2 separate regions of the Homo sapiens genome follow, and region 1 is linked to region 2. Evidence: read pairs that join two places in POLR2A ChIA-PET (ENCODE). Cell type or tissue: Caco-2. All regions are shown on one strand. Links, peaks and the distances in the headings refer to the core of each region. The heading gives the core; the rest is flanking DNA.

Region 1 (16,904 bases), core at 3,138-5,637, 360 kb before region 2:
TTCCTAGGACCTCAGGCTTTCTTCCCTCTGTGAGCTTCAGTCACCAGATGGCGCACTAAACACACACACCAGAGAGGACCTAACACTCCACCGCCGCCGTTAGTCCCCACCCCACACCCAACTCCTTCCCCCAGTCTCTTCTCACACACAGATACATACACACACACTGGCAAAGTGGGGCTTCTCATGCTTGTTTTCATCTCAATGCCTAAACGCTTACCTGGGGCTTCAGAAAATCCTCCTGAAGAAGTATTGGAGGCACGTACCTAATAAGAGCAATGATAAATTCTCATTCATTCATTTCCGGGGAGATCTATAATGATTAATGGCTTGTAATAATTCTCAATTTCAAGTCCGTTATTTAAGAGCTCCATATTTTGTAAGTCCTCCATTTAGATCTTTCTATTTTTCTGCAACTGAAGAAACAATTAACCAATTAGTGCTAGGGGTTGGGGGAGGGTGGTGGGGGTTGGTGATATCTGAAAGGAAGACATTGATGTTGAGTCAGAAAAAGGTGAAAGGAAGAAAATGTTAAAGTAGACTTTAGAAATGCTAATTTGGGAATTAATTGATAGGAAACTACCTGACATTTGTTTTGTAGTAATTTGTGGGGAGGAAAGGAAAGAATGTACAAACTAGAACTGCTTTAGAGAAACTAGGGTGGGGATAGTTATTTGATGAAAGCTGGAGTGAATGTAAGAAGGCATCCAAAAAGGAGTGTGCTAACTGGTCAGACCCACACTAATCCAAGACTTCAGCAACCTGGGACCAAGGCTCAGGGTAACACGCTGTGACAGGCACGCTAGAGAAACCAGGGTTTCTGTCACATGCCGTTGGTTCTCTTGCACAAAGTAACACTCAGAGATGTTACTGAACTGAATTCTATTGCTAAAATAAAAAAGCATTTGCTTAAGAAGAAACAAGAATAAAAAGAAAAGGAGGGGATAACAGCATGCTGTTCAGTGTGGTTTTGGAGGGAAACCACCTCTCCTGCTCTGTGATCATCAGTATCCCCAGCAAGAAAATTAGCTGAGCCATTTTATCACACCTTTGTGGCAGAAGCACAGACAATACTCACACTGAGGAGGCTATGTGTTTTTCCTTCCCATTTGCAGAACTCAATCAAATGTTCAGTCTTAGGCTGCATTTGTGTCCTTCAGAATGAAAAAAGAATTCTTCTCTTTCTCAGTATTTTCAGTGTAGGACAGACTAAATAAATAAGTTGCCAGGTCAGAGAGAAAGCCAAAGATGACTATTAATGCAGGGTGCTGCTGCAGCCCAGGTGATACCAGTGAGCTGGGGGTTTCCCAGGTGCCAGTGGGACCTTGACCCCAGCCAGTGTCCAGGCTCTTGACACTGTCAAAAGAATGAATTCAAGGATATTCTAATCTGCCACGTCAAGAGTCTCCTCAATTGTGTTGACCATGCCTTTTATGGGAGCTGCCAGGGACCTCAAGCCCCTTCAGTCTCAGTTATGGCCATTACGGCACTGGGTGGCCTCCTCTCCCTTCAGAGCTGAGAGCAATTCCTTTTCCAATGGCCCTCCTGCTTGCAGTGAGGACAGGGTCTGGGTGGGCTCCCTTGGCTGGGACAGTCCTTTCTCCAGTGTCCTGACTTCTCACACTTGGAGCAGCAACCGTTGCCTGCAGGTTTGCTGTTGAGCCTGTTTGGTCTGCGGTGAAGCGTCTTCCTGGGTGACCCTGAGGTTGCAGGGCACTGTTTACAGTGACTGCTAATCATTTGGGCTGGCTGTCTATCCCATTTTTTGCCATTCTGGGTCATTTCAGCCATTTTAGCTCTGTCCCTATTATTGAATACCCCAAAAGCCACACCAAACATTTCATTAATAGGTGTGTAGAGTTCCAAAGCCAATTTCTGTAATGTTCTTCTTATGTCAGGTGCTGACTGGCTAATAAAGTGTGTCTGTAGAAAAATTTGGCCAGCGTCAGTACTGAGATCAATGTTAGTATATGTTCTTAGGTCCTCCACAAAGGTGCCCCTGAAACAAAGCTGAGTTTTCATCCTTTTCTTATTTATCTTATTTTATTACAGTTCGCGGGCTTAGTGGTATATTGTTTCATTCCCTCCACCAAACAAGTCACCATATGATTTTTCTTAGATCAACCTGGTCCTGTTGATAGTTCCAGTAAGGGTCATTGCTAGTCACGGATGTGGCCCCCACAGTGTATCGTTCAGGATCCCCAGCAGACAAGCTGTAAGCATAAGCCTGGGTGCTTTTTCTTTACTCTTTTTTTTTGAGACAGAGCCTCGCTCTGTCCCCCAGGCTGGAGTGCAGTGGTATGATCTCGGCTCACTGCAACCTCTGCTCCCGGGTTCACACCATTCTCCTGCCTCAGCCTCCCGAGTAGCTGGGACTACAGGCGCCCGCCACCACACCCAGCTAATTTTTTTTTGTATTTTTAGTAGAGACGGGGTTTCACCATGTTAGCCAGGATGGTCTCGATCTACTGACCTCGTGATCTGCCCACCTCCACCTCCCAAAGTGCTGGGATTACAGGCATGAGCCACCACGCCTGGCCCTCTTGATCCCTGTTTTTTCAGGATCTTATTAGGCCATAGCTTCCGAAGCTATTTCAAGCTTCATTTTGCTAGTCATGTGAAACTGCTGCTTGGAATTTTCTAATCTCCTCCAACCACCCTGTATTATTCCTTTCTCACAGGGATGTTCTGAGAAAGCGTAACCCCCAAAAGAAACACTTAGTATTGTCCATGAAATGTCAACAAAGTCACATGTTTAATCCAAAATTGAAGGAAACTGTGTACTTTAAAAATAAAAGTTACCTAATGGGATAATGGTCAAAGCTCTTGAGAACAGTTGTTAATATTCTTTCTTTATGCATTTATTTTTAATTACTTAGAGTTTGCTGGGGAAACCTTGTAGGCACCTTTTTGTCCCTGTAGCAGGTTGCTTAATTAAGAAAATGTCCATCTCCTAGCTAGTACAAATTAAAGATCTTGCCCTAGCAGAAATTAAGGAGCTGTGTGAATGGCCCAAAGATTCATTTTAAATCTCCAGAGTGAATGATTTAAAGTTCAATTATTTATTGGTTGTTATTTTATGTAAAAGATGTGAACTTGTGGGCATATGAATTTGCTGCTTGGGGGACTAGTGCTTGGGTCTGGAAGGGGTGGATTTAAAGTCTTTATCATTGGTTATTTAATGCATACAAAAGATTTACATCGATTGGATCTGAAGGAGAACATTCCAATTGTACCTTTCTCCGTGCCCTTAGGTATGGCCAAGAAGATAAAGATGATATAATTTTTTTCTCCTTTTTTTCAATCCTTCTCTCAAATGTTTGGCAAAAATGCAGACTGAGCACCGGGAATGACACAGAACCAAGCAGACTCTCCCCTCTAGAAGTTCACAGCCCATTGGAGAAGATAAATATTATACTCTCCACAGCAGTGCTGCCAACTTTCTCTGCATGTAAAAGTTCAGTGCTGACTATGGCTGCAGCCAGTATGCACAGAGTTCATTTCTGTTGGAGAATTTGCCTCTTCAATTCCTTGAGCAGGCTTTCCACAGAAGGAGGCTTGCCATGGCAGCAACTGTGTGTCACCTATAAGATCTTGCTTGGTATGTCCTTTTGGCTGTGGAGTCCCCTAGAGTCCCAGATACTCTTGTCTGGCAGACAAGTGTTGTATCTCATTTTCCCAGTCCCAATTTCGGCCCGGCACCTGTCCTGCTAGGATTGCCCTATCCTTTAGTGGTCGGTTCACTGTACTGACCTTGCATGGCAGGTCTTGACCACATCACTCAGAATATCACCTTACATCAGAAAGTGTGAACCAACAGGATGGCAGCTCATTCATTCGACAAATATTTACTCAATGCAAGGCACTATTCTACTCACTAGGGATACATAAATGAACATTCCCTGACTCCCGGGAGCTTACATTACAACGGTGGGAAACAGACAATAAAAATAAAAACAAAATACCTAAGCCTACATACGTACTTGAAAGAGTTTTTTTTGTTGTTTTTTTGTTTTTTGTTTTTTAAAGGGAGGGAGTAAATGTTGATGAAGGGGAAGAGGCCATTTTAGATACCCTTATCCAAAGAAAAGGATTTTAAGTGAGAATGGAAAGCAAGTCACTCAAGTATTGGGGGAGGGGAAGAACATTCAGAGTAGAGGGAATGGTGAGTGCACAGGCACTGACACCCGGGCTATTTCACAAGCTTGTTCCAGAAGAGCAATGTTGGCCGATTTTAAGCAAGGATGTGGCAAAGCTTGATATGTGACTTAACAGGAATGCTAGGAATGCTGCCTGGAGAATAGAGTGTGGCTGCAAGAATGACAACAGTTAACCAACTGGTGAGGAAGATAATGTAGTGGTACAAGTGAAAGGTGCAGTCTATTGAACCAGCGTGCTAGAAGCACGGTAAGTGCAGAAAAGTCACTCGATGTGGTATATATTTTGAAAACAGAGCTGACAGAAGCAGTTTGGGGCAGAAAGAATCAAATGTTTTGTTTGAAATTCCCATCAGACACTCTGATACAGATGTCAAGCAAGCAGTTAGATACATGAGTCTGGACTTCGAGGAGGACTGAGGCTGGAATTATAAATTCGAGAGGCTATTTAAAGCAAGCTTGCCCAACCCGTGGCCCATGGGCTGCATGCAGCCCAGGGTGGCTTTCAATGTAGCCCAACACAATTTGTAAACTTTCTTAAAACATAGAGATTTTTTTTTACTTTTTTTTTTTTTTTTTTAGCTTATCAGCTATCGTTAGTGTATTTTATATGTAGCCCAAGACAATTCCTCTTCTTCCAGTGTGGCCCAGAGAAGCCAAAAGATTGGACACCCCTGATTTAAAGCCTAAGGCTAGAAGAAATTACTTAGGGACTGGTAGAGGAAGAAAAAGAGTAAAGGACATGAAAGAGGAACAGCTAGTGTGATGGGGGAAAGGCAGGAGCACGCAGTGTTTTCAGTAGCCGGCAGCTGGGACCATGTTACTTCTTTGGCCGTTTCTCCACAGGTCCTTGCTACATGTGTCCAGATTCAGCTTATTCATCAGTGTCCAGGCCCTGCATCACCTCCTCCACAGGGTTTCCCGATGCTCCAACCCAGATGGCTCTCTCTTCTCTGAGAAGCAATTCTGTAGAGCATCACTCCTCTGATCTTTTTGTACTTCACGCATAAGTTCGTGTTCTCCTAAGCAGATCTTTAGCTTCTAAGAACATGGATTAGTGTTACATTATTTTGCATCCTTCTTATCATTCTGGTATATAGTAAAGGTGCAAAAATTTTAAGTGCATGTCAATCAAATACATTTAAAAACAAAGACGGAAAAATCCCAGAAGGCAACCCAACTATGAACTATCACTTTAAAGAAGGAAAGAAAAGAAGAAAAAAACTCGACACTGCTATTGAGCCAGGGAGTCTCTTTAGCCTCTATGTACTAAATAATAAGAGTAGAAACAGAAGACATATCACTGTAAATCATCAAAATTAAACCTCTTTTTTTTTTTTTTTTGAGAAGGAGTCTCACTCTGTCACCTAGGCTGGAGCAGTGGCGCTATCTCATCTCACTGATACCTCTACCTCCTGGGTTCAAGTGATTCTCCTGCCTTAGCCTCCCAAGTAGCTGGGATTACAGGCATGTGCCACCACGCCTGGCTAAATTTTTTTGTATTTTTAGTAGAGATGGGGTTTCACCATGTTGGTCAGGCTGGTCTCGAACTTCTGACCTCAGGTGACCCACCTGCCTCGGCCTCCCAAAGTGCTGGGATTACAGATGTGAGCCACTGTGCCCAGCCTACATTCACACCGTGTGCAACCATCACCACTATCCATCTCTAGAACTTTTCCATTATCTCAAACTGAAACTTGTGACCCACTAAACAATAACTTCCTGTTCTCCCTTTTCCTTAGCCTCTGGTAACCACTATTCTGCTTTCTGTTTCTTTGAATTTGACTGCGAATAGTTATTTTTAATGAATGAAATGTGCCTACCACAATGCTAATACTCAGTTAATGGTGGAGGAAATAATACCTGCACAAGAGCAGTCATAAACTCTTAACATCCAGCCTAAGGCAAAAGTCTATCAAAACAACATAGATGGCATGCATCTGTAGTTCCAGCCACAAGGGACGCTGAAGTGGAAGGATCGCTTGAGCCCAAGAGTTTGAGGCTGTAGTGAGTTAGGATCACACCACTGCATTCCAGGGTCAGAAGGAACTCAAGGGTTAGACAAAAGTGCTAAGCATCTAACACAAACAGAAATTACTGAAAAACAGGAGATTTACCTGTTAAGTATTAAGTATTACCATGCCAATTTGTCATGAAATCAGAAGCCAGGGCAATATGTTCCAGTTGGTCTTCCAGCCAACAGACTCATCCTCTCTAATCCATCCTCCAGTGGCCATCACTATAATTTTCCTAAAATATCAGTGTTTCATTCCTGTGGCAAATTCCTCAACAGTTTTCTTATTGCCCTCAAGTTACATTTCAGCATCTTAATGAGGCTCACAAGCCCTCCCACGGTCTATTTCACTTGTATCTTGTTGGCTTCCCTACACTCTTGCATGACTACTCTTCAGACCAGCTCTCTCACCAATCCTAGGATACCTCCTCTCTCATATCTTGGCATTCATGGTTATAATATTCCTTCCATCTGGAAAGCTCCTCCCTCTTCACTCTGGATCTGCCTGTTAATTTTTATTTACCCTTCAAGACTCTACTCAAATGTCATGTCATAACACTTAGAATAATTTTCTGGCTTCTCCCTGACCAAACTGAATTTGGTGCCCCTCTCTATACCTCTATAAGAACCTGTGGGTTTCACTTTTTAATGTGTATCATTTCTAGTCTGTTCCTCTACTCTAAATGTTAAGCAATTTGAAGGTAAGGACTGTGTCCTCACCATCTAGCACAGTTTGATTAGCAGATGGTAAACTCCCAATTACAATTCATTGAATGAGTGAATGGTATAACAAATACATGCAAACTCATAAGCTTTGTATTCAAGGCAGCATTTCAGAGTAAGCAGAGAACTGTTTTCTAGTTTAGTCAGAAAAGGAAACTCAGTGATTAAGCAAACATTGATAACTGTTAAATATAAATGTGAGAATCTCTGACTATGCCTAGGTATTTGTATTTTATTTCTTTAAACTCACCCAAAGTTCAGCATTACTTAAATATATTACATTTATATTTATATCTATATCTATCTACACATACAACAAATATATGTGTTTACAGATATACACATATCTGTAAATATGTATATATACATATAATCTAAACACACAAGCAAATATATATATATTTGTGTGTGCAGATAGAAATATACACAGATACATATATATATATATATATATACACACACATATCTGTAAATTGCTGTACCTATAAGGTTCACACTTAGTGTTGCTATTATCTCATTCTTGCAAGGAATAGTTTTTCTTCTCATTGAATACAATGATATATTTTTTACTCCATGGCCCTTTCAAATATGTGCCAAGTAACCAGTCAGATACTGTGAAATGACGTAGTGTGATTTCTGAGCATAGGTCATAAAAGCCACTGTGACTTCTGTTTTTCCCTTCTTGGATAACTTGCTCTGAGGGAAGCTAACTGCCATCCTGTGAAAACACTCAAGTAGCTCCTTGGAGAGCTCCATGTGTTAAGGAAATGAGGCTTCCTGGCAACAGCCAGCACTGACTTGTCTGCCTCATGAGTGGGCCATCTCAGAAGCACATTCTCTAGCTCCATTCCAGGCTTCGGGTAACTACAGCCCTAATGAACTTCTCAACTGCAACCTCATGAGAGACCCCAAGACAGAACCACTCAGTTATGCTGCGCCCAAATTCTTGACTTACAGAAACTATGTGAAATAATAAATGTCTATTGCTGCTTTAAGTTTGGGGGTAGTTTATTATGTAGCAATAGATAACTAATATCCTTGATATATACGTTGGGGAAGTTCACACATTTTTAAAAACACAAAGAATGTTTAAAAGCAATTGAAAGTAATAAAAAATTCATAGAATTGACTCCATTGTTGGGTTGCAAAGAAGACATCAACTTGAGTAATCTTTTCATTATTATCCAAACCAGGATTCTGAGAGTGAAAGAGGAACACTTTTAATAATTAAAAGAGAACACCAGGTATAAACTGATATGGTTACAGGAAAACCAGGACATGCAGTCACCCTATATGTCATCTGACCTGAAAAGAGATCGGCCAGAAAAAAGCTGTCACTGGGTGTAACCAGTGAAGAATGGTGTAACCATCTCAGGCTGTGAGAAGCAGCCCAGGACACCGGAGAAGAGGCCTGGGAACTTTTTGGACTAAAATGCAGCATGAAATCAAAAATAAAATCTGGAGAATTGAGTAAAAAAAGATGTTGCTTTCTCAAGTGAGCAGAGAACTTCAGAAAGATAACTCAAGGCTCCCCGGGCCTAGAAGTTCCCTGAGCTGGGACATAGGTAGTGATCCTGGCAGTAACAGTGGAAACCTAATGATGGTCTGAAGTTGGATCCAGCTGAAAGGAGTAATGAGATGCCTACAATGTAATATCTGAATGGAGCTTGCTACCCTGAGATTTCCTCCTGTAAAGAAGTTTTTGAGCTCTAACCACCAGATAAGTATGACACAGAAGACGCCCTGGGGAAGTTCAAGAAGAATGCATGGCTTCAGGGCTGTGATCATCAGGAGAAAACCACTTGGGGGTTTGAGTGTGGGCTGCACAGATTTACTGGAATTATGAAGCATGCTAGACACACCTCACAGGGCATATTGAATAGTGAACATTCCCATATATGAACGGAGAGCAGAGCCACAGAACCTTTGCTTCCAGTTGAACAGCAGCTTAGTAGCATGATTTGGAAATTGGGAAGCAGTGATTCCATTAATTAAGGGTTTTAATAACTTGGTTATTAAAAAGTTTGCCTGGGTCTAAACTTGGAATAAGATGGAAAGAATTTGTTTTTACCATGTTGGGCCTAAATTAACCTGGCTACACAAAGAGTTGCTTTTTTTAAGAAAAAAAAAAAGGCAGAAAGAAGAAAGAAGATGTGGTTTAAATTTTATTTTAAGAACAAAATAGCTTATTTTATATATATACACACATACACATATATACATATATACACATATATACATATATACACATATATACATATATACATATATACATACATTCTCACACATATATGTGTATGTACACATATGTACATGTATGTGTATATATATGTATGTATGTTTTTTTGAGACAGAGTTTCGTTCTTGTTGCCCAGGCTGGAGGACAGTGGTGCGACCTCGGCTCACTGCAATGTCTGCCTCCCAGGTTCAAGCAATTCTCCTGCCTCGTCTTCCCAGGTAGCTGGGATTACAGGCACGAGACACCATGCCTAGCTATTTTTTTTTTTTTTTGTATTTTTAGTAGAGGCATGGTTTCACCATGTTGGTCTCGAACTCCTGACCTCAGGTGATCCACCTGTCTCAGCCTCCCAAAGTGCTGGGATTACAAGCATGAGCCACCACACCTGACGCTTATTTTATTTTTTAAAAATTGTAGCTTTAATTTTATTTGTAATTTATTAGTGTCTCAAAATAGATGACCATTAAAACATGACGTATGTACACCTATACATGGTGAGCAAGTATATCTGAATTATTGAGATTTTTGTACGAGTGATTATGGTAGAAATAGAGCATAAAACAATGTCTTAAATCCAGAGGTTATTTTTGAGTTTTTAAACAAATATTTTATTATGTGCAAGTGAATAATATCCACCCAATTTATTGATATGACAGAGGTACTTGGGGAAATATTTGAAACTGTTTTACACATATTCAGAACTTGATAAACTGATGATTTAAAGAACCAATTTATCTCCTGTTTTTCAATTACAACACAGCCAGTTAAATGTTCACTCGACTATTCAAATTCAACTTACTTCTGTGAAAAGAATAACCCAGTTGCTTTTCTTTCTCCTTTTTCTCTACTGTGCTTTCCAGCATCCTTTCAGCTATACTTTCACATGCCCAAATATTAGAGAATATTTCAGCTTACTATAAGGAAGATGTTCTATAAGAGCTATTTAGAGAAGGGGAGAGATGCTTGGGGAGGCAGAAAGCACCCTGTTGGAGAAGGTGTTAAATTAAAGTGGGAGGAGGGATCCTTAACAGAGAACTTAAGCATTAGGTGCCTTTTATAAAATGTATGAACTCAGATGTTGGTCGTAAATATACAACCTTTGGGGCAAGGCGGCAAGGTAAAGTGTTTGAAGAACGGGTTCTGAGGTATCGTCCTCTGTGGGAGTTCTTCAGTTACTTGTTCATCATTAGGAGAAAGGGCTTAGCCTCTGGCTGCCTTCCTTGGTTACATAAGCCTTTCATCCCTGAGGGCCCAACCCTAAGGCACTGGTTGCTTATTTGAATGAAGAGCATTTTAAATTCTAGACTTTGAATCTGTTAAAAGCTTATCTGGTTGGCTTGGTATCATTTTCTTCTATGTTGGTAAATTCATGCCAGACACATTTATTTAACACAATGACTTTTATGTGAGGCAATAGGACAAAGTCTTCAGCTACCCATCTTGTTCCTACTTCATTAGTTCTCCCTGCCTTGGGAATGAGTAGCCTACCCTCATCTTTGCCCCTGGCTCCAAACACATCCAGCGCAAACACTGAGAACTGTTCTGTGGGACATACCAAGACAGTGTCTCATGCTCTCTGGAGGTCATCATAGAAATCTGATGTAGACTACAAATATGTAGATAATTCTCTTTGTGTTTGTCATCCAGACACCCTGTGAAGGCTGGCAAAAACTGTTCTTATTCTCCAAATATTCACTGGCGTGTATTTGTGTAGTAAAATTATGTTTCGGGTTTGGAAATTTTTTTTTAAAATGAACATCTGTTATTCTCTTTCAGTGGAGAGGTTCTCCACACAGCTGAGCAGGGCAACTTGGCTTCGTCCACCATCTATGTAAAGTCACAAATGGAGATTGTCACCCGGCAGCTTTTTGTTGATTGGCTGACCAGCTGCCGCACATCTCCCACAGCTGGTTTGGCTCTGAAAGGCTCATGGGAGAAGAGACAGTCAGGGTCAGCTTGTTCTGTGCACACAGCTCACGGGAGCTCCAGGAGCAGGGATAGATGTTTTGATCAGCCATTACTGAATGCTAAAGTCATAGGCCTGAGTGGGTGTGAGGGAGGGAGAGGGGTTTGGTATGTGCATTTTAGGATGTTGAATCATAGCAGCTTAGTTTTTAGAGCAATCATTTTTACCTCCTGGTGTCTCTCTTCCCTATTTCTGTGATATTAAATTATAGAGAATGTAACCTGTGCTAAGGTAAATGTACTAAAAAAAAAACTGCTTTAGTTTTTCCAAAGAAATAAGATCTTTGGGTCCATTTTATAAGTCCCATATTATTTTGAGAAGGAAGTTTGTGTTCAATATGTCTCAGTACTCCTGAATACAAAAATACTTCAGGTTCCATAGACCACTCCAACTGTGAGCTTCTAGACCCTGGATTTCAAGAGGGCCAAAATACACGGTTAAAAGCACTCTTTCCAAATTCTTCAGCAAAATTATATTGATAGTCATAACAATACATCCTATATGCAGTTGTAGATTACTCTTCCTGACTCAAGGCACACTATTTCTGATTCACAGCTCTAGCGAAGTTATTGTCTTCTTCAATTTCCTCCAATGGCTCACAGCTGTCAAAAGTACAGGTCACACTCTTTAGCTCAGCATTCAAGGTCCTCTATGTTTTGATCCTCTGATCCCAAACTATTTGTCCAAACTCGTTGCCGACTACTGCCGTTAATGCCTCTTTCAATCCAACCAAATGCATTACATACTGTTTTGTTACTGTTGTTGCCCCTCATTCTCCCACTTCTGCACCTTTGCATGTTCTGTTCCCTGATCTCCTCAAGTCCAAATGCCCCCTAATTGTCTAGATCCAGTTCAAATGCATCTGCTCCATAAAGTCTTCCCTGAGCCCTCTCCAACTGGACCAATCTCTGTCTCCTCCAAATATCAAATCCCTCTGCCCAACCCTCTCTCAAAGCACCTATTAGTACTTTCTGTCTGGAGTTATGTAAATAGCTCATAGTGCCAGCTGTCCTACCTTCCTCCAGCAGGGGCAGGCAGAACCTATGTCTAGTTTACCTTTCTACTTTTCTTAGCGCCTTACGAATAGCGCGTGCTTGATATATTTTTGTTACAAATATAGCAATTAATATTTGTAGATAACTTCAGAATTTACAAAGTGGGTTCACATTCATTACTTCACTAAATTTTCAAAAGTGAAAGTAGAAAGAACATGATTTTTAAATTACAAATAAGGAGAAGAGAAAGGCAACTAACTTTTAATCAGAATTAACTTTTACTTATTTATCAAACTATTATTTATATCATTATTAATGTCTGCCTCTTCTGCCATATTGTTAAACTCCATGAAAACAAGAACCATGCCTATTTTTTCACTGTTATATTTCTATTGCTCAGCACATTGCCAAACATGGTGTTAAAAAGACAAACATTGTTGAATGAATAAATGAGTGAATACCATCAGCCAAGCTGTGGGTTCAGTGTACTATATTTACTGTTTTACTCTCACAGCCAATATTATCTTCATTTAACAGCCAAGGAAATGTAGTCTCCAGGGCACACAATGCTTATGTTTGTAGCTGGAATTGAAACCCTTATAAAACCCTTCAACTGGTATTACTTTATCGAAACCCTTATTAAACCCTGTTTATATGATTATATTATACGATTATAGATAGCATGTGGTTTTCCATCACACAATCAGCCTCCCATGAGGTAGGTGCCTTTAAGTTGTTTTTCTTTTGTTGATGTTATTGTTGTTGTTTACCCCAATTGCTTTCTAATTCCATTTTTAAAAAGAATTGTTCAGAATTACTGTAACTTGACTTAAATATTTATCTTTGTAAGTTACAGACACCAGAGTTAAAAATAGTGGAAAAGGTGTTAGTCACTATTGCCAAGTCCAATAGTATCATTGTGTGAGGGTAGTTGGGGGTGCATTCTTGGAAGAGAGGGGATAATTTTCTAAAGATTTCTCTACCTCTACTGTATTTCCCTACTTTCCTCTAAAATAACTTTTTTATCTAAGAGCAAATAATAAATTCTCATCTCAATTTATTTTGTGCTAAGTCATCCAGAGGAATATTCATAGTTACATTTTGGTGATTCTCTTTGAAGAGAGGAAATGAATATGTGCTGAGTGACCTCTTTGTCAGGCCAGAACTTTTTTTTTTTTTTTTTTTGAAATGAAGGCTCACTCTGTCACCCAGGCTGGAGTGCAGTGGTGCTATCTCAGCTCACTGCAACCTCTGCCTCCTGGGTTCAAGTGATTCTCCTGCCTCAGCCTCCTGAGTAGTTGGGATTACAGGCGGCTGTCACCATGCCTGGCTAATGTTTGTATTTTTAGTAGAGATGGGGTTTCACCATGTTGGCCAGGCTGGTCTCAAACTCCTGACCTCAAGTGATCTGCCCGCCTTGGCCTCCCAAAGTGCTGGGATTACAGGTGTGAGCCACCACACCCATCCCAATGCCAGAACTTTTAGGTGAATAACCTGATAAAGTAAATATTATTATCACTGATATATTATTTATTTATTTATATATTTATTTAATTTTTTATAATTTCAACTTTTATTTTAGATTCAGGGAGTACAAATGAAGATTTGTTACATGGGTACATTGCATGATGCTGAGGTTTGGGGTACCACTGATCCTATCACTCAGCTAGTGAGCATAGTACCTAATAGTTTTTCAAGATTTCTTCCTTTCTCCCTCCCTCTCCACTCTAGTGTCCCCAGTGTCTATTGTTCCCATCTTTGTGTCCGTGTATACTCAATGCTTAGCTTCCATTTATAAGCGAGAACACGCAGTGCTTGGTTTTCTGTTCCCGTGTTAATTCACTTAGGATAATAATCTCCAGCTGCATCTATGTTGCTGAAAAGGACAAGATTTTGTTCTTCTTTATGGCTGTGTAGTGTTCCATAGTGTATATATACCACATTTTCTTTATCCAACCTACTGTCAGTGGGCACCTAGGTTGAGTCTATGTCTTTGCTATAGCGAATAGTATACAAGTATATGTGTCTTTTTGGTAGAATGATTTATTTTCCTTTGCGTATTTACCCAGTAATGGGATTGCTTGTTCGAAAGGTAGTTCTGTTTTAAGTTCTTTGAGAAATCTCTAAATGGCTTTCCACAGTGATTGAACTGATTTACATTCCCACCAACAACATATAATGGTCCCTTTTTCTCCTCAGCCCCACCAGCATCTGCTGTTTTCTGACTTTTTAATAATCGCCATTCTGACTGATGGGAGATGGTGTCTTATTGCGGTTTTAATTTGCATTTCCTTGATGGTTAATGATGTTGAGAATTTTTTCATATGTGTTTTGGCTGCTTGTATGTCTTCGTTTGAGAAGCATCCATGTCTTTTGTCTATTTTTTAATGGGATTGTTATTTGCTTGTTTGAATTGTTAAAGTTACTTACAGATTCTGGACATTAGACCTTTGCCAGATGCATAGTTTGCAAATATTTTCTACCGGTCTGTTTACTCTGTTGATAGTTTCTTTTGCTGTGCAGAAACTCTTTAGTTTAATTAGGCCTCACTTGTCAATTTTTGGTTTTGTTGCAATTGCTTTTGAGGACTTAGTCATACATCCTTTCCCAAGATCAAAGTCCAGAATGATATTTCCTAGGTTTTCTTCTAGTATTCTTAGAGTTTGAGGTGTTACATTTGAGTCTTCACTTGATCTTAAGTTAATTTTGTATATGGTGAAAAGTAGTAATCCAGTTTCATTCTTCTTTGTATGGCTACCCAGCTATCCCAGTGCCATTTATTGAATAGGCAGTCCTTCCCTCATGGCTTATTTTTGTTGACTTTGTCAAAGATCAGATGGCTATAGGAGTGTAGCTTTATTTCTGAATTATCTATTCTGTTCCATAGGTCTATGTGTCTGTTTTTGTACCAGTACCATGATGTTTCGTTTACTCTAGCCCTATAGTGTATTTGAAATCAGGTAATATGATACTTCCAGCTTTGTTCTTTTTGCTTAGGACTTCTTTGGCTATTCAGGCTCTTTTTTGGTTCCATATGAATTTTAGAATAGTTTTTTCTAGTTCTGCGAAAAGTGACAGAGGTAGAAAAAACTAGTTCTGGTAGTTTTTGGTAGTTTGATAGGAATAGCATTGAATCTGTAGATAGCTTTTGACAGTATGGCCATTTTAATGGTATTGATTCTTCCAATTCATGAACCTGGAACATTTTTTCATTTGTTTGTGTCATCTATGATTACTTTGAGCAGTGTTTTGTAGTTCTCCTTTTCGAGATTTTTCACCTCCTTGGTTAGATGTATTCCTAGGTATTTTATTCTTTTTGTGGTTATTCTGAATGGGATTCAATTCTTGATTTGGCTCTTTGCTTGAACGTTATTTGTGAATAGAAGCGCTACTGATTTTTATATATTGACTTTTGTATCCTAAAATTTTACTGAAGTCATTTGTCAGTTCCAGGAGCATTTTTGGCAGAGTCTTTAGGGTTTTCTAGGTATGGAATCATAGAATCAGTGAAGATAGATAGTTTGACTTCTTTTCTTATTTGGATGCCTTTTATTTTTCCTCTAGCCTGACTGTTCTGGCTAGGACTTCCAGTCCTATGTTGAATAGGAGTGGGGAGAGTGGGCACCCTTGTCTTGTACCATTTCTCAAGGGGAATGTTTCCAGCTTTCTGCCCATTCAGTATGATGTTGGCTATGGATTTGTCATAGATAGCTCTTATTTTTTTTTTTTCCAAGGGTTTTAAGAGCAAAGTGTCAGGAATCAGGAGCAGAGACCAAATATATATTTATCACAAAACCCTTGAATTATTGTATTGAGTACTTAGTGTGGAATACCTGGTCTATATGTCTTTCTCCTTTTTGAAAAGGTCAAAAGGCAATTGTTGAATCCTCAGCACCTGATACTAAGATGGCAGATAGTAGATGTGCACTAAATGTTTATTGGATTGATTACCTGCCCCACCTACTTTCTCTTTCTGAAATACCCTTGCTTCCTTTTTTTTTTTCTTTTTTTTTTTTTTATTATTATTATACTTTAAGTTTTAGGGTACATGTGCACATTGTGCAGGTTAGTTACATATGTATACATGTGCCATGCTGGTGCGCTGCACCCACCAACTCGTCATCTAGCATTAGGTATATCTCCCAATGCTATCCCTCCCCCCTCTGCCCACCCCACAACAGTCCCCAGAGTGTGATGTTCCCCTTCCTGTGTCCATGTGTTCTCATTGTTCAATTCCCACCTACGAGTGAGAATATGCGGTGTTTGGTTTTTTGTCCTTGTGATAGTTTACTGAGAATGATGGTTTCCAGCTTCATCCATGTCCCTACAAAGGACATGAACTCAACATTTTTTATGGCTGCATAGAATTCCATGGTGTATATGTGCCACATTTTCTTAATCCAGTCTATCATTGTTGGACATTTGGGTTGGTTCCAAGTCTTTGCTATTGTGAATAATGCTGCAATAAATATACATGTGCATGTGTCTTTATAGCAGCATGATTTATAGTCCTTTGGGTATATACCCAGTAATGGGATGGCTAGGTCAAATGGTATTTCCAGTTCTAGATCCCTGAGGAATCGCCACACTGACTTCCACAATGGTTGAACTAGTTTACAGTCCCACCAACAGTGTAAAAGTGTTCCTATTTCTCCACATCCTCTCCAGCACCTGTTGTTTCCTGACTTTTTAATGATTGCCATTCTAACTGGTGTGAGATGGTATCTCATTGTGGTTTTGATTTGCATTTCTCTGATGGCCAGTGATGATGAGCATTTTTTCATGTGTCTTTTGGCTGCATAAATGTCTT
Region 2 (6,009 bases), core at 3,071-5,570:
GTTATGATAGGGTGGCTGAGGAAAAGAAGGATGCGGTACATACTAAGGTACTACTTTCTTTTTCTTTAAATCTCTATGTAACAAAAGTTAAGGGCACTAGAGAAGCTTAATAACCTAATTCTAGTAAAGTTAGAACATTGGAAAGATACCTACCTCAAACTTCACATCATTATTTGAAAATACTCAAGATGTACTCCCCTCAGAGCAACAGTACGAGCAACATCCCCTATCAGATGACAGCATCAACACCAAATTATAAATGTTCTAGCCTCATTCCTGGGTCTACTTTGTATCTCCTAACCTCATTTTTTCATTTTACTTTCTCATCTACCTGTTATCCTATTATATTTCATATGTAACCATAAACCACCTTATTGCCTTTTTGTAAAAAGGTTTATTTGGAATCAATCACTGGTACCCAAATAAATAAAATTAAAACGTTTTGGAGAACTCCAAACTCACTTTAATATGAGATAAGCCAAGCAAATGAAGAGAAATAATGGTTGTAACCAGTCCCTGGTAATACAAGCAGTGGCAAACCTTGTTGATCAATTCCAACATATAAACAAGAAAACATAAATGTCAGGAGCTACAAACTTTAGTATTCAGAGGCGGACCTATGTATAATGGAGCCAATAAGACCAAATTGACCTTTCAGGTGTTTCCTTGCTATCTCCCACCCCCGCTCCTCATTTACCTCAAGACACAATGGTTTTTGCAAACGATTATTAAATTGCCTAGTAAGTCATAAAATTATTCAGTTTTTCAGAGACTTACTAGCCTCACTCAAGGAATTACATCTGCTTCTCAAGGGTAGGCTGTGGCAGATTTTTCATATTAACACCTGACATGTAGTTGAAGCCAAAAAAGAAATACTTGTTGATGAAATGACACAATGCTACTTTAAATGTAGACTGAACTGAAATGAACTCCTGTGCAATGCTGCACTAAAGCAGCTCCTCTGTGAGTCCAGGTGGTACTTCCAGATCTTAGCAGTTCTACTTAGAACACTGAACTAGCCTTGTTAATCACTTAAAAGTCTCACATATGAACGAACATCTAAACTCCCATTAAAGCAAAAATATCATCAATGTCATCTGTCTCCTTAATGGTTCCTGATGTACTGTTTTTATTTATTTGCATCACCGTCCACGAATCAGTTTCATTTTCATGGATGCCTCTAAGATTTTCATGAATCATTTTCTCCTTAGTTTGTATGACAGGCATTGAAACTCCACTATTCAAGAGCTGCTTACTGTTAGGGTAGAGATCAGTTCTATGCACAGTACAGTGTGAGAGTCTCCACTTAGCACTGGTATCTGTAGCACTCTTCCGAGTCCCTTGAGAGAACTGCTGAATTTCCCTTAAAAGAGTCGACTGCAACTTTCTCTGTGGTTTCCTTTGTCTCCGTAAAAATTTATTCTGTGATCTTCTCTGTCTCAGATGATGCTTTGAAGTTTTGATACCTGAGCCACGAAGAAGGTGGTTGCAAATAGACGTTTTTATGCACTCTAGTTTCTTTGGCAAACTTTAAAAGACAGAGAGAGGAAAAATCTGGGCTTAAGATGAGAAAAACATTCTCAAGCACTTTTAATTTACCAACTGAAAAGAAAAATACACAACTTATCTACAAGTCCTATGCCTGTGTACAATCCCAGAACCACATCGAAAAATTTCACCCCAAGTCTGTTTTTTGAGAGCACAAATGCCCTCTGATTGAAGTGTAGACGAATGTGTCCCCATTTTGCTTTCAAACTCTCAAAAGTACAGCCGCCTAGCAATTAGCTGAATGGCGAGATACCCTATACTTTAGTGTCAGAGCTTTTCCCTCATAACTGCTAATCTGTTCATAATGTAATGAGTGGACATGAGGAAACATCACAAATGAAAAAATCTGCCAGTACGTATTAATCCGAATCTGGATAATCAGCTTCATGCTGTGGCAGGAAATGAACAAGGAAAAAGGAATAAAGGCTAAGAGGGGTTTATAAAACAATATGAAGACAGGGCTTCTGGCCCAGATACACAGACAGCCTTAAGCTACCCTAATTATGATTCATATGTCATCTTCAAGTTTGGAAATTCAGAAATCAAACAGCTGATCATTTTAGGTGTTTTGCTTCCACACACGGTACACTGCCACAAGGTTCATCAGTGCCTTGCTGAATTGTTTCACTGTTTGTGATAGATTTTAAAAGACGGGCATGGATATAAAACTTTGAGGAAGCCCATTATAATAAAGTAAATCATGATCTTTGCTTCCATACCATTTTCTTATCTCACTATAAGCAGTGGCTTTTAAGTGGGGAGAAGGTGGGTGTACTTCAGAGTTGAAAGGAAAACAGAGGGCCTGAACTGAGTTCCACATCTAACCCCTTGAGCAAAATCCTCCATTTACCCATCTATGAAATGGGAATAATACTGTCTACCTCACAATGTTATTATGGACATTAAATAAATTATAAAGTTTACTACAAATATATTAATGAAACAGCAAAACAGGGCAATCTATGAAGGAGCACTATATCTGGGGGAGTACTGAGTAATGGTTTAACCAATAAACACCAGTTTGCTACCCTTCTCATTAACTTTTAGTTGTTACCTCTGCCTCATCTACCCTTGATTTTAAACCCAATTTTAAACAGAATGCTTCTCTCCATCTCAGGCTGCGTCTCCAGCCATAGGATACATCACTTTTAGATTATTACAGACCTTTAGAGGAGCCATCTCAATGTAAAAACCCCTCAAGCACTTTATCCCTCAGGAATATTCAACCACTTTCCCCATAGCTTTTAATCAAAATGTGTTACAAAACCCTCACTGTATACTTTTTTTTTTCTAAAACAGGAATATATTTTATGCAAATTTTAAAAGAAAATTTAACAAATTTTCAATACGTGGTTCATCCCCAGGAATGAACTTTAAATCCCTGAATAGCTCTAAACTATGGATAAGAAATTATGGGGCATGCACAGGATATTTGTTAAAGAATACAATAAAAAACAGGTCAGAATAATTGCCTCTGTGAAGGTGGAATAGGCTCTTAATACATATTTGTGTCTGAAATCATTACCGTTAAGCCCTGAAGTGTCTAATGTCTAAATTCATGTAATACTTCATGCAATACTGGTTCACAAGCAAAGATAAGCACCCTTAAACAGTTGTGAATATAAAAATCACAGAAAAGAAATATAGATAGAGTCCAGCTGCTACAAACAGTAGCAAGTAGCAACAGTACAACACCCCAGCAGTCTTGTGTGGGCCTCATGGAAGGCAGGCACCTTCTGCTTCTGCTCTCATGCCCTTATCCCACTGCACTGCACTGAAGCTGTCTGCAGAAGGGCTGCCTTTCCCAGAAGACCCTGAGCTCCCTGAAGACCAAGTCACGTCTTTATGCAGTTGTATCCTCAGGCTCAGCACACTAGACACTCTTAATGGTTCCTGAATGAGCTGATGGAAATGATGAAGAGCATAACGGGGACTGAAGTCCAATTAACTTGTTTATCTTCTTCCTCCAATGATACAGCTTTGCTCTTACAATAAAAGCAGCAAATGCAATTGCAGTTTGAGTACATCCCAATTTAGCCCCGCTGCGGCTGCTGGACATCACATTTTAAAGAAAAGTGACCTGAATACTTTTACTCATAACAACAACAGAAAAAGTAAAGTAACATAATTTTTGCAATATACCTACCTAGTACCTTGAGCTTCCAGATGTTTAAGCCGGTTGCTTTTAAGAAGTTTGTTACCCAGAAAAATGGCCTGAGCCTTGAGTTTTTTGCTCCTGCACCATACAACTGCCATCTGGATTTCTTCAGAAAGTTGTGTGAAGGACTCAGCCTCTCGGAATCTTTGCACAAAACTTTTGGCATGAGGAGTTCCTATCACTTTCTGAGAAGAATACTTGGTTGTCTTTAGTCTGGATTGAGAACATTTAAAATCAAAACTGGTCTCCTGAAACGTGGAAAGATGAGAAAAATATATTGGACATGTTACTGACTTGTAATTATATGACAACAAGGAAAGCTAGCTCACAATCAAAATTTAAAAATTAGAATTATCAGTCCCTAAATGCTTGAAGTGATGGATACCCCATTTACCCTGTGGTTATTATGCACTATATGCTTATAACAAAATACGTACCCCATAAATATATATACCTGCTACGTACCCACAAAACCTAAAAATTAAAAAAAAAAAATCAGTCTGTAAGGAAATTTTTTTGCTCACTAAGCTTTCCTTATGTCTTTAAAAACTGAATTTTTCTCCACTGCTCCAAATACAAGTTGTTTTGTTCCCCCTCTGTACCAGGACAGGTCCCATCTGCAGCTGAATTAGATTGACATAGGAAAGTTAACATAAATATCCTAACACACATATCTCACATACACAATAAAAAAACCCCACATGATTAAATACTGGTCAAAGCCTAATTGCAGAGGGTTGGGGGATCACTGAAAGGCCCCTCTTCGCTACACCACCAGATTATCACGACTTGTTTTTCACTTATTTCCGTATCCTGGGCAAACCTCCTCAATTTAGAAATGTTTCTGAAAACAGGGAAGATATGGGGCCCTGCAGAGTGCCCAGCAGAATAAGCCCATTAATCAGTTAATGCCTGCTGAATATCTATTAAAAATGCTCAATTGAGCAACACTTCCAATTCTACTTCAACCATCTTCTGACAAGGCACCTTTACTTCTTCAACCCCTTCTTTCTATATCAAGTCACATTTGGATTTTACTAACGTTTACTATTTCTTTATGAAAATATGCTGCCTACGAGATGATCTGCTCTTTCATTCAAAGCTTACCTTCTTCCAAATTTCTTACACTCAAAAGGAACTTTAAAAAAAAGTAGAAAATATAAAAGTAATGACCCAGGTCAATAGTTTATGTTTGGTGATCAATAGAAGTAGTTTGCTTTAAAGCTAAGCAAGTTAGTGCTATTTGCTAAAAATATAGTAGCAGTTAGTTTTGAGTAAGAGGGATGCTGACCCACCAACTTCAAAGCCAGCTCACCTACAAACAGGTGCACAGGCTGCAGAAGTTTCAAGGTTCACAAAGCACCATAGTTCTTGAGATACAGTTGAAAAACTGTTCTGGGGACTGGTGAATAGTAAAGAAGAAAGACTATGAAACCATACTGCCTGCATTCAAATCGCAGCTCTACCATTTATTCACTATGTGGCCTGGCAGTTTCTTGGCCTTTCTATGCCTCAGTTTCCTCATCTGAAATATGAAAACAGTAATAAGCATGCCCACCTCACAGAGCTTTTGTGATATAATTACATGACTTCATGCATATAAAAGCACTTAGAACAATGCCTGGCACAGAAAGTATTACTCCTCACTCTGAATTCATAAATTGGACAGAACATCAATGGAAGCTGGAGTCCTTAAGTTCAAGAAAATATGTTTAAGAATTCTTAAATAAAAGAAGTAAACTAACCCATGAAAAATACCAGAAGTAGACATTTTGCAAAGACAGGGTTAAAAAAAAAAAAAAGTCAAGTTACTGAGTAAAACAGTAATGCCGATGTACTTATATGCTGTTAGGTCCAGAACAAACAGAATTTACAGACATTAATCAATCATGTTAAAACTTGAACCTCAACAGGAGTAAAGGAATAGCTTCATGACAAAATGATGAGGATGATGACCAAAATGACCGTAGCTAATAACATCTAACTCCAATTAAATGCTTACCATACTCCAGACTACCGAACGCTTTACATGCATTAAAACTAGCACAACCCTATGAGGCACATATTACTATTACAAAATAGAGGTACGGAGAGATCAGGAAACTCACAGAAGGTCACACAGCTAGTACCAAAGCCAGGATTCAAACCAACTGTCTGACTGCAAAGCCTATACTCTTAAGCTGCAGTACAATCCATACTTAACAACAGATCTTACGGTTACTTTAAAATTCTAGAGAAACTCCTACTAAAATATTTCTGAAGGTACTCTATTAACTGAATTAACTAGATGTATTAAAAATCCC

Evidence for each region. ChIA-PET counts read pairs that join two places held together with the same protein. Peaks named below come from ENCODE experiments on the same cell type or tissue, not always from the same donor. Only the 100,000 strongest peaks of a DNase experiment are listed, where the experiment ranks them.
Region 1: POLR2A ChIA-PET joins it to region 2 with 7 read pairs; 15 of 35 experiments call an interaction of 5 or more read pairs at or near these places.

What each region holds. Positions count from the first base shown.
Region 1 is chr3:112,643,042-112,659,945 of GRCh38, forward strand. No RefSeq gene overlaps it. Among named protein-coding and RNA genes, the nearest start is that of CCDC80, 10 kb to the left of the region's middle. In Caco-2, for the core only: no CTCF peak of the experiment used is centred there; a DNase peak (open chromatin) is centred at 4,240.
Region 2 is chr3:113,004,477-113,010,485 of GRCh38, forward strand. It overlaps RMP64 (ribonuclease MRP subunit p64), which reads right to left. Exons shown (of 9, transcript NM_015412.4): 8 at 3,695-3,954; 9 at 1-1,528. The coding sequence ends at 1,060. Among named protein-coding and RNA genes, the nearest start is that of NEPRO-AS1, 12 kb to the right of the region's middle. In Caco-2, for the core only: no CTCF peak of the experiment used is centred there; no DNase peak of the experiment used is centred there.